Linked DNA regions of Homo sapiens: all the other regions are linked to region 2. The links are chromatin loops, found by intact Hi-C in ENCODE. Cell type or tissue: chondrocyte. All regions are shown on one strand.

Region 1 (4,000 bases), 390 kb before region 2:
CTAAAAGAGTTTCCCAAATATGTAGGCCACTGTCCTGGGGCCTGAAAGCCCTTTCTGTCTATGGCCTCCTTGGAAGGCATCGAGGAGGTGATATTGATGGGTTTTGATGACTTTCCTAAGTGAGCAGTTGTTTCAGATTGAGAAGGCCACTCTGTGGATGTCTCAAGGGAGAGGTGCCAGTGCAGGTGAGACTGCAAGGTCACCAGAGCTGTGCTGCTTGATGCAGATGACGACTTCTTCCTGGCAGGGGCAGTGCTGGGCTTTTCCAGGTTCTGGGAGAGCTGGTGAGCGCTTTCCTCCAGTTGCCAGGGTGCTGGTCATCTGGGCAGCAGATAGTCACTGCCTCACCTGTGGGGAGCCAAGCTATGGTTGCTGTGGCAGAATCCTCCAAGTGCCCAGGCACCCGACTGGTGTGACAGCAGCCAGGAGGGAGCAGGGAGATGAGAGAACTCCCAGTAAAGTCTGCTTCTGGGTACCATACAGCGGGAGGGAATATGCTTGATGCCAGCTCTTCCAAAGGTCATGGAGGCTGGGGAGGACACACACACACACACACACGAACACACAGCCGCTGTAGAGCATAAAGAATGAATGAATGGGGGCCGGGCACGGTGGCTTATGCCTGTAGTCCCAGCACTTTGGGAGGCCGATGCGGGCAGATCACGAGGTCAGGAGATAGAGACCATCCTGGCTAACATGGTGAAACCCCATCTCTACTAAAAATACAAAAAAATTAGCCGGGCGTGGTGGTGGGCACCTGTAGTCCCAGCTACTCGGGAGGCTGAGGCAGAAGAGTGGTGTGAACCCGGGAGGCAGAGCTTGCAGTGAGCTTAGATTGCGCCACTGCAGTCCAGCCTGGGCGACAGAGCGAGATTCCGTCGCAAAAAAAAAAAAAAAAAAAAAAAGAATGAATGAATGAATGAGTGAGCAAGTGAATGAATAAAGGATTGAATGCACCCAGCATTCTTTTCTCTTAGGGGACTCTTCCTGACTACTGCACAGGAAAAGAAAGCAGACCCTGTTTGCCCATGAGGATACTGACCCTTGCTCAGGTTGTCATAGCTTGTACTTTTCCACTGATGCGGAAAGGGAGGCCCTGCCAAAGAATGTCCTTGGAGTGATTCAATGTATTTTTCCTTCTGTGATTTAAGTCAAATGTATTTAATGTAAGAAGTTCCGCTGTGAGCTGGAATGTGTGATGAGTCTTTCAGCCTCCCCCCGAGAAAGCCCACCGTGTGAACACTTCCAGTTTTAGCTCCATCAGGTGTGTAAGCTGACAGTGGTTGGCGTGGTGGTGGCTGTTTTTAAAGTACACACACCCAAATGGGCTTGTCAGCTAGTTGGCTGGAAAAACCTTTCTGGGGGCTGCGAGGGATTGATGTTTGCCGTTCATGTGTTCATTCATTCAATAGTTCTTGAACATTACCAGGGACACAGCATTACACCAGGTGTGTTTTCAGGCTATAAAGGTGAGAGATTCCGCCCCCCCCGCCAAAAAAAACTTCAGGGACTTATTGACGTCTCAAAATATAGTTTCTATTGACAATTCATTAAACAAGTTAGTGAAAGTTAAAATTTTAATTTTAAAATCTGTATTTTAAACAAAACAAATACAAAAGTGTCGTATAACTGAGTTAATTCTTTTATTTTTTGAGATGGGGTCTTGCTGTGTTGCCTAGGCTAGAGGTCAGTGGTGCAGTCTTGGCTCACCATAGGCTCAACTTCCTGGGCTCAGGTGATCCTCCCACCTCAGCTTCCTGAGTAGCTGGGACTACAGGTATGCGCCACCACACCCGATTAATTTTTTGTATTTTTAGTAGAAACAGGGTTTTGCCATGTTGCCCAGGCTGGTCTCAAACTCCTGGACTCAAGCAATCTTACCCACCTTGGCCTCCCAACGTGCTGGGATTACAGGCATGAGCCACTGCGCCTGGCTGAGTTAATTCTTTAGTTCAGTAAAAGTGCTGGAGTTTTTAAAAGAGTGAACTTCAAGGATTTTGATCTTCGGCCTGAATACTTCGCACACATGCCCACGATGGGGCCCTTTGTGCCCTTCTGAGTCCAGCCTGGCCTGCTGGCATGCGTCTGGTTTCTCTCTGTAGGACTTGGCAGGCACAGTTGTGTGGGATGCAAATTACGCAAGCACAGAGGCTTGGGAACTTGCTGCCACCAAGCCTCTCCAGTGATTCTTCTCCTGTGTTGGTCACCCTCACCCTTCATTCCCCTCAAGGCAGGAAAAAGAACAGAAATTCCTAAGGCAGTGTTGTTCCCAGCACACAATTGCCATCCATCACTCCCTGCTGGGAAAATGTAAATACGCACCAGCCGATAGTGGCACTATTTATTGTCATAGACTTCACTGTGGATTTGAGCAGGAGCAGCTTCTGGCCAAGCATTATTCACCAGCTCCCCTGGGAGGCTGTGCTCGGTGGGCAGAGCTGCATGGAAGGGAGGCAAAGGGGAGGCTGGAGTCCTTGCAGCTGAGAACAGGGCTGGGTCTTTGCCACTGAGGCTGCACATGCTTAACATCAGGGTGGAGTGGAGGCTGCCGTCATCTTGGCACTAGGTTCTTGGAGGTCGTTCATGTTTAGAGGAGGGAAAGCCACTTCCATAGGATTCCCAGACAGCTGTCATTTTGGGGTAGGGTGGGGACTGATCAGCGTTGTTAGTGTTGGGCTGTTGCAGGTGGATGGTGGATTTGTAGCCATATCACCTGAAGCCGAGGGACCACTGCTCACCCAGTTGAACGTTTTACTGAAGCTCACAAAGCCCTATGCTACACAAGGCCCTTGCCCTCAAGGAGCTTGCACTTTTGGGTCTTAGACACCCCCATCCCCACCGTACGTATTCAAAGAAGCCAACTGAATGGATGATGATCAAGTCTGCAATCTGCAGTGTCAGGAGGCAGACAGCGTGGGAGTGGGGTCAGTAAAAAGCAACAAAAGCTCAGCCCTCCCTCAGCCCAGTCTGCCAGCTCCCCCCTGAATCTGCTTGGTCCTGGGTGGCATGACCTCTGTTAGACCTGCACGGAGTAGACTTAGAGTCAGGCAGGCAGGGAGGCCTGGACTCAGCTCTTGGCTTGGTGCTTACTAGCTCTTTCCACTCAGTTTTCCCATCTGTAAAATGGGGATTGTGAGCCCACCTCACAGGGTGATGTGAGAGTAAATACAAGTAACAAGGTAGGTGTCAGGCACATAACACAGGCTCAGTGAATTGCAGCTTTCAGTATTACTTCCGACTGCACCATGGTCCATTCGGTGAAGGTGGAGAAAAGGTGTAGATGAGCAAACCCTGATGCAGGAATGAAGAGGGGAGGGAAGGTGACCCACCAAGGTGCAGGTGAAGGCAGGGCTGACAAGGAGAAAAGGTTTTGGGGTCCTCTGGACCAGGCAGATCCAGGAGGCACCGTGGATCCTTGTGGAGTAAATTAATGTGTGAATATTTAATGAAAAGTCTCTTCCTTTAGGTCAAAGTGAGAGTGTGGCATCGGGAGGTCCATTTCAGGATCTTGGGCGCTCTCCCCTAAAGTGCAGTGCAGGGGAGAAAGGGGAGGAGGATGTTTCAGTTTCAACAAACAGTTTTGAGCACTGACTGTCCACACCAGATGGCTTGGGAATGACCATGAATATGGCTCGATATCTGTGCTCTGAAGCTCTAAGTTAAGAAGGGACCGAGGTGGATGCAAGTATCTTCATGCCACCAGACAGATGGCAGTGGGCTCTAGAGCAGCATAGAGAGACTTGCTGTGAGCAGAGGACAGACAGAGATTAGCCCCAGGAACTATGGAGTGGAGCGAAGACTGGAGAGCTTCAGACCGAAAGATTTTCACGGGTGAATACCATTAAGCAACTGGACTGCCAGCTTCTGTTGGCAGGGAACTTTTTTTTTTTTTTTTTTTTTTTTTGAGACAGGGTCTCACTCTGTCTCCCAGGTTGGAGTGAAGTCGTGCGATCTCGGCTCACTGCAGCCTCCACCTCCTGGGCTCAAACGATCCTCCCAG
Region 2 (4,000 bases):
CGTGAGCCACCGCGCCCAGCTAAATTTAAAAACTGATACTTGATTCAGCTTTTGGAAAACTTTTAAGTATGATTGGAATAACAGAATATGTGAATCTACATTTTCAACTGTAAATTTAATAAACTCTACCAGCCCGGGCAACAGTGAAACCCGTCTCTACCGAAAAAAAAAAATAATAACAAATTTAATTAATTAACTGGCAGTGGTGCTGCGCACCTGTGGTCCCAGCTACTTGGGAGGCTGAGATGGGAGAATCGCTTCAGCCCAGGAGGTTGAAGCTGCAGTGAGCTGAGACTGAGCCACTGCACTTCAGGATGGGTGACAGAGAGACCCTGTCTCAAAAAAAATTTTTTTTCAATAAAATCTAAACGTAGATATTTCTGATGAAAATTTAGTATCCCAACAGAGACTTGCTGGAAGGACAAAATATATCACATTTTTAAGACATTGTACGTATATCTCATTAGTAATTTGATTATTGAAATAACTTTTGAAAATACCGCACTAAAACGTTAACACTAATTTCACCAGTTTCTTCGTACTTTTTGTGGCTACTGCAAAATTTAAAGTTATGTGTGTGGCTGCATTATATTCCGAGCGGACAAGCCCGACCTGGCAAGGCCTGGCAAATGGTAAAAGCCACCAAAATGGTGGCATATGAGCTGCATGATAGGAACGAGAATGATATTCCTTTGTGAAGATCAACAATACTTGACATCAAGTAGGTCTTCAAAACACAGGACTACCTAATGCTGAGAATTACTCCTCCCGATTACACAGTGTCGCATTTGTTTTTGTGAGCGCCTTAAGTTCCTTTTCCGACAAGAAAGGCTGGCAGACAGTTCTGATAGGGATGAAGGAATGGAGCACTTGGGGCTTGCCTAGGCTGTAAGGTGAAGTTTTAGAATTGTCACTTGGAACTCGGTCCCACGCCCAGAAATCGCAAACAGTCCCAAGTTTCCACACTGGCCACGCCAGTCCGCGACCCACGGCGGCTCCCAAGGCTGCGCCGACCTAGGCGCCCACACCCGCGACCTTCCCCGGAAGCGTTTCCATTTCATTCCCTCAAGTCCGCAAGGCGCCGGGTGGGTCCCGAGCGCCCGACTCAGCCATAAAGGCGGCCCCGGGAAAACGCTCTCGGAAGCGGGTAGGGGCCCAGGCCCACGCTGCCCGGCGTCCGCAGGCCAGGGGCAGGGGCAGAGGCAGGGACGGGGCAGGAACAAGGGAAGGTGGCGGCGGGCGGAGGCGAGGCCGAAGCGCCGGGGCCCGCGGGCAGAGGCCGCAAACGTATCCACGCCCCTCGTGCATCCTGGAGCGGGGCTGATGACGAACACAGGGCGCGACGGACGCACACACCGCCCAGCGCTCGCACGACGGTGCGTGCAAGGAGGCGGGAGGGAGCCTCGGGCTGTCACCGGCGCAATCTGCGTCCCGCCTCCTCCGCTCCCTGCGCTCCCGCCACCTCGGCAACTCCGCGCCCGCCTCCCGCCTCCGTCGGAAGCCTCCGCCGCAGTAAGGCTCCCGGTCTCGCTGCTGTCTCTTTAAATGGTGGGGCTACGAGCCGCCCCTGCAGCTGCTCCCTGGGTGGCCCCGCGCGCCGCTTTTGAGGGGCGAACCAAGATGGCGGCGGTTTTGGCTGTGTGAGGAAGACGGAAGAGACGGCGGCGGAGGGAAACCGACTTCCACTAGTCCGGGTCGCTTGGGCGGCCGGGGGCCCTCAGAGTCTCCCGGGCAGTGGTAGCAGTTGCAGCAGGATCAGGCGCCTGTCGGCTTCTGACGTTTAAAACAGGGGGAGCGGAAGGGAGCCACTGGCCGCGGTGGCAGGGCCAGGTATAAGGAAGGAAAATATGGCGGCGGCGGCGGCGGCCTGAGGAGGCGGCGGCGGCGCGGGAAGCTGCTTCGCGGAGATCATGGCGGAGGCGGGAGCAGGGCAGTGACGGGAGCCCCGAGTTCCTAGCGCTGCGGGGCGGGAGGCTACGAAGCGCTGCGCGGCCCCCTCGGGGCTGCCGGGCGCCGGGCTCGCCAGGCCTGGACAATAGCGCCGGGGAGCCGGAGGCGAGGAAAGGCGGCGGCCCAGAGCTCGGTCCCTGGAGCGGGCCATGCAGGCGGCGGCGCGGCCCCGCGGCGCCCAGCGGCGGCAGTGAGGCCGGGGAGCCCTCCGCTCGCGGGCGCCCTCACGCCTCGCCCCTCGCCTCTCCAGGGCCCCTTTCCTGGGCGTCTACTGGCGGGGCCCCCGCCCCGGTTCCCGGGCGGCACGATGACCGACACCCGGCGGCGGGTGAAGGTGTACACGCTCAACGAGGACCGGCAGTGGGACGACCGGGGCACCGGGCATGTGTCGTCTGGCTACGTGGAGCGGCTGAAGGGCATGTCCCTGCTTGTCAGGGCTGAGAGCGACGGTAAGTGAAGCCCCGCGCGGCGGGACCCTCGCAGCCCCCACGGCCCTGGGCCGCCTCCCTGGTTCTTGCGGGGCATGGCGCTCGCTCCACGAGAACAGAGGGACGGCTGGGGAGGGCGGCCACCTCGGGGGAGGACGGGCCCCAGGTACCCCAGTCTTGCGGGAGCTCCCCGGAGAGCGCTTGAAATGTTTCCTTTCTCTGAGTGCCTGGTGGCATTTTGGGTACGAGGAGAGCCAAGCGTGTTTGAGCTGTGCCGCCCTGGAGTGTGGAGAGGTCGAGGACCTGAGATAGGGAGTCCGGAGTGTGCTGTTCTTTTGCACTAGAGTGACCTTGAGAAAGACACTGATTAATCCGATCTGCTGCCTTAGTTCACCCATCTGTAAAGCAGGCATGAAACTTTGCTTGGAGCTAAGAAAGTTCTTGGACCTTTCACACTTTGAAGAACGTTTTGCTGTGCTTTTTTTGTTTTTCTTTTTAAACATCTTTTTGCTACATGTTTCTGATCGTGTTGAAGCTTGGCAACACTGTATCTGGCAACTCTACACTAAGAGAAAACGCTTTCCCTTGCGAAGATTTTCGTTCACCAGTGTTGGTTGTCTTTTTTATAGTAATGCAGAATTTTGTGTGTAGCTTACTATATAAACATCTTGCAAAGTTGGAATCATATGAGCTTTTTTTGATTGCTTAAATGGGTGTTCATAATTTGGTTAACAGGTGCAGAGAAGTTGGCAGATAATTTTTAAAACCTTTCGGATCTTCCCTAGTGTTTATGCTTCACAAATTTTGAAACAGCCCTCAAGGTTCAAAGACTAAGTTGTTTGAAAATAAGTGTTTCACGTTTTTTCTTTTTTCCACATGTGCTGTTTCATATTTTAAAAGGCTTATTCTCTGTAGGGATTGCCACTGTTTTTGGCGATATACAGTGAATTTCACTTAAAATACTCAAGTGGGGTAAAACTATTCTCAAATTGTTACTTCCAAACGTGAAAGTAAGTTATCTTCCACTTCTTTTTGTACATTAGTTTATATTTTGCAGTTGCTAACGATGCCAGTTTATTATGATTGTAGCGATTCTGTATCTGAATTATTGCAAACTAATTTCAAGGAATTTTCTTCAATTGGACTCTCCCCAGAACTCCAATTCCATGAAAAACCAACAAGACTAGCCCTTCTGTAATTGAAGACTCTGGGAATATTGATGTTCTATTTAAATTGAAAGTGGTAATCTGGAGTATATTGCCCACAGGTTATAAGGTTACCCAAAGTAACTTAAATCTGGAGAGAAATTATTTTCTTTTGGAGGCATTTAAAAATTTTTGAATGTTGGGTGTATTTTTCTGGGCCTGAGTTATTGGCTTCTTAAAATACAATTTGAATGTCAAGTGTTAGTGTAATTTTGTATGTGACTCACATAATAACCTACTCTAGATCTTTCACACATTTGGAAAACTTTACATAGTATGTTGGAAGGTATGGACTTTTTGTATCAGCTTCTTATGAGATGAAAGTATCCGTAGATTTCTTTTTAATTTTTTACTTTCAAAAAAATAAAAACAGGATTTTGCCCTGTTGCCAAGGCTGGTCTCAAACTCCTGACCTCA
Region 3 (4,000 bases), 360 kb before region 2:
AGTGGCCTTCAACCCTGGCTGCATAGACGGATAACCAGTAGAACTTTGGAGGAAAGATTGATTCCCCGGGACATGCCCCCAGACACTCTGATGTCATTGGGCTTAGGTAGGGCCCGGCCATCAGGATTTTTGAAAACTTGACTATGTAGCCAGAGTTGAGAATGTATTGTTATAAACCCTAGAAAGAGAGGTGGACAGATGGGGCTGGAGCCCTAGCTGCCTTGCCCTCAATGTCTTTTCTGCTCATTGTAGGATACATTATTCTTTTCCTGGTCAGGGCCTCTGGACATCCTTCAAGTCTTAGAACCCTGTGCAGGGGCCAAGAGAGTCAACATTGCAAGTCACAGGAGAACAGGTTGGGATGGCTGTCTTTATGTGCCATCCCAGGAATCAACCCAAGGCTTCAGGAAAAAAGTGCACTCCCTGATAGCTGAGGTGGAGTCTACAGATCCATCTGAGGGTGCTCCCATCCTACCTGTTGGTGAGGTATTCATTAAGGACCCCCACAGTGCCTATCAGGAGTTGTGTCCTGGACCCCTAGTCTTAGTAGGCATTCCACAGATCCTTGTGATATGGACAGGAGACAGGGAAATACTGGGTAGAAGAGGGTGGTTCCCTGGCAAAGGCCCCACCCTCAAGCCTGGGTACCCATGGCCCTAAATGAGGACAGCCATTCCTGTTTTCATCCCTAAAAAGTTGCCTTTTGGCCTGCCATGTCCCCTATCCTGTACCCATATAAACCCTGAACCCCAGGCTCCAGGCTCCAGAAGCAGACGGGGAGACAAGAAGATGAGCAGACATGAATGGCAGAAAAGCACGGCAAAGAAGGAGAGAAGAGAAGGAACATTGGGAGGAATTCGACTGGAGACGATCTGAAAACTGGCCACTGGATGGCCAAACTCCAGGGGAAGATCATCTTCCCACTCCATCCCCTGTCCAGCTCCCCATCCATCCTACTTAGAGCCACCTCCACCACTCAATAAAACCCCTGCATTCATCCTGCAAATCCATGTGTGACCTGATCCCTCCGGGATGCTGGACAAGAGCTCGGGATACAGGAAACTGTCACACTGGCCCTCTGCCCTGGCAAAAAGGGAGAGGGTCCACTAAGCTGGTTAACGCTTAAGCTGTCCACGGATGGCAAGGCTGAAAGACTGCACTGTTTCAGTGCCTACTCGGGCTTTGGAAGTCACAGACACCGACCCCGGGATGCTGTCATGGGGCTGGGGCCCAAAAGTGCTCACCCTGGTTCCTGCACCTGCCTGTCTGCGTGCTCCCCTTCCCATAAGGGGTTTTAGCTTGGGGTGGCTGAAGAGAGAGCCACACCCCTGTTGCACATCCTGTGAGGGGGCCAGGGAATTCTCCTGTTCCACTTAGTAGTATCTTAGGCCTTCAGTGGAAGGAAACAGCATGTTCCACGCCCTGTAGCATCCAAGAAGCTGCAAGTCCTCCCTCCTCACCCCAAGAGCATTTCTCACACCCACACCACACACCTCACTTTGCTGTTGGCTGTGGTTATTTTTTTCTCTAACTAAGCACATCTAAACCATGCCTAGTTGTGGTTCTTCAGTCAGGGTCAAGTGGTGTTAGCAATCACATCAGCACCAAATGGCTCAGGATGCTCTGGTTTCAAAGCTTATAAAACAGAGGGTGATTCCCTTGGGACTCACTCAGCTCGGCTCCGAAAAGCAAAGGCCAGAAGGCAGCAGTGAGCCTGGGTCCCTGCTGTGTAGGGAGACTCAGGGGCTGGGAAGAAGGATGGAATCAGAAATGCTGAAGGTTTACGTGAGCTTTGCACCGAGCGCCTCCGAACCACTGCCTCTGGGCTCAACAGAACACAGGGGTAAGTCTCCATGAACTTCTCAAAAAGAAAACTGGGAAGCTTTCTGTCTTGATGATTTGAGGACCCACTGGTTTCAGAGGTGCCACATTTGGAACCAGATCCGAGTCTTTAAGGTTTGTGTTTTATTTGTTCATGTCAAAATGTGGCTTCCTGCTTCTAAGAAAAGAAACTCAGGCTCATAAAAGCAGCCTCCAAGGGCTTCTTGGACCTCAAATTGCGCTTTCAAAATGTGGTCTGATGGGTTCAGTGTAAATGCACCAGAGGCATGTGGGATCCATTTACCTTAAAATACACTTGGGCCTAAAAATTAAGAGAAAAACAGTCCAGGGCAAAGTGTATACTGCAAAGTCAAGCTCCAAACATTTGGGAAACAGTTCTAGAGGCTGCTGGAACCCCAAATGCTACTTGCTTTACCTACCCCTTGGGAATCATCAAATGTTATTTTTTGTACAAGACTGGGGATGAGCCTGCTCTCTGATCCCAGTGCTGTGCTCTGCTGTGCAGTTCTAATGGGGCAGGCTGTTTCCTGGACCCTGAGATCTCCAGGCTCCCTGTGCCTATTCCTTGTCAGCTTTGCCCCATCCAGGAGCTGGGCTGAGCTTGTCAAGTGACCTCTGCTTTGTACCACTCCATCAGGTCCTGAAGAATGAAGGGTACCAAGGTGGAAGGGGCGCAGGATTAAGAGTAGGGACGCCTGCAAAAGCTCTCGTGTTACCACCTCATCTTCCAACTTTCATGTGGGTGAAAACGTTCATCCTAAATAATTGCTTCTAATTCTGAAGTTTTGTGATTCCTTGAAATGTACTTTGGGGATGACAGCCAGCATTTCCATTTCACTGCAATTTCAGAGTTTTGCAGTGGTTTGCCAATCATAACACTTTCTAATTGGCACAAAATCCACCTACCTGTTGCCTCTCAGGCTTGGGTAACATACTTCAGACACTTTCTTAGGTAAGTCTTGGCCCTTGGGGTGTTATTTGCCCAGATGGTAAAAACATTTAAGTAGGTCTGATTATTTCATTTTCAGTGGTTTCAACGCATTTTTGTGGCCTGGGTGGTTACTGTAATGTGCCCAAGTTGTTCATTCTGAGCCAACGGGGTCACCCACAGAGAGAAGACTTGACAAAGGAACTCTCCTCTACTCCCCTCTTGCCAGATGAAATATTGTTTGTAAAAGGTCTTTGTCTTGAGAGGATCACATACTTTGGTTAAGAATCCACTTTGGTTAAGCCGGTTGCTGGATTCAGAGACATGAACAGGATAGACAGTCCACCGATAACTTTATAATAACACCTTTTTAATAACACCTTTAATAACTTTTTAATAACTTTAAAAGTTATTAAAACTTTATAAAAAGTTAATCTAAAACTTTAATAACTTTTTAATAACACCTTTAGCCAGGGGTTTATGCAGCATACACGACAAAACTGGAATATAATGTGGTAGGTGCAGTAGCAGGGTCCACAAAATTATTTTAGTTAGATTTTAAAAATTATTAAGACATCTGTTTTATACAAGAAAAATTCTTATGAAAATTTATAGACATGTGTTTGAAATTTAGAATAAGTTGCCTCTGCTTAGAATTATTAAGTATTTTGAAAGGAAACACTAATAAATGCTAGATAAACTTTTTCTTTTTGATACAATTTGTGTTTACTTTAAATGCAATATTTTTTTATCTGAAAAAAAACGTGAGCACTTAGCAAATCTCTTCATTATTTTGGAATTGGCCAATGCTTATAAACTACAAACAAATATACAGATTGTTCCTTGTGCTGATATTTTTGTTTTCAAATTTCTTAGTCCTGTTACTTAACAAATGGCTGATATCTTTGTTGGAATCCCTGAACATAGCTAAAAGATGTTTTTTTAAAAAAAAAAAAAAAAAAAAACCAAGAGGCTCCAAGACAAAGGAGTGCACAGAGGCAAAATTTATCACTTTGGTAGCTTTTGCGGGGATGAAAGCCTCCAGTTAGAATGTTTGACTTACTAATGGTTCTTAATAATGAATCTTAGCCAGCAGCCATCAGAGAAATAAATCATTAAAGTGAGAAAATAGGTGTCAACACAGGAGTGATCTACTGAATTGCCATTTTGGTGTTCTTTCAGAGGGGAACTGCATGTTGACAGGCAGTGACTTTTTCAGGAATTTGGGAT

Evidence for each region. Hi-C counts contacts between places; a loop is a spot of excess contacts. Peaks named below come from ENCODE experiments on the same cell type or tissue, not always from the same donor. Only the 100,000 strongest peaks of a DNase experiment are listed, where the experiment ranks them.
Region 1: it touches region 2 in a loop (3-fold over the local background); 3 of 110 quality-filtered maps call a loop at or near these places.
Region 3: a loop joins it to region 2, with 3 times the contacts of the local background. A loop is called at or near these places in 3 of 110 quality-filtered maps.

What each region holds. Positions count from the first base shown.
Region 1 is chr14:91,895,702-91,899,701 of GRCh38, reverse strand. The region is part of intron 4 of FBLN5 (fibulin 5); the gene reads left to right. Among named protein-coding and RNA genes, the nearest start is that of TC2N, 30 kb to the right of the region's middle. RefSeq lists an enhancer at 2,078-2,591. In chondrocyte, no CTCF peak of the experiment used is centred here; no DNase peak of the experiment used is centred here.
Region 2 is chr14:91,507,905-91,511,904 of GRCh38, reverse strand. It overlaps PPP4R3A (protein phosphatase 4 regulatory subunit 3A), which reads left to right and starts at 1,595. Exons shown (of 15, transcript NM_001366432.2): 1 at 1,595-2,399. The coding sequence starts at 2,258. RefSeq lists silencers at 1,336-1,535, 2,116-2,215, 2,226-2,285, 2,536-2,585 and enhancers at 1,596-1,875, 1,693-2,343, 2,344-2,995. In chondrocyte, no CTCF peak of the experiment used is centred here; DNase peaks (open chromatin) are centred at 1,554 and 2,398.
Region 3 is chr14:91,865,105-91,869,104 of GRCh38, reverse strand. TC2N (tandem C2 domains, nuclear) reads left to right here and starts at 1,569. Exons shown (of 12, transcript NM_001128596.3): 1 at 1,569-1,843. RefSeq lists an enhancer at 1,354-1,403. In chondrocyte, no CTCF peak of the experiment used is centred here; no DNase peak of the experiment used is centred here.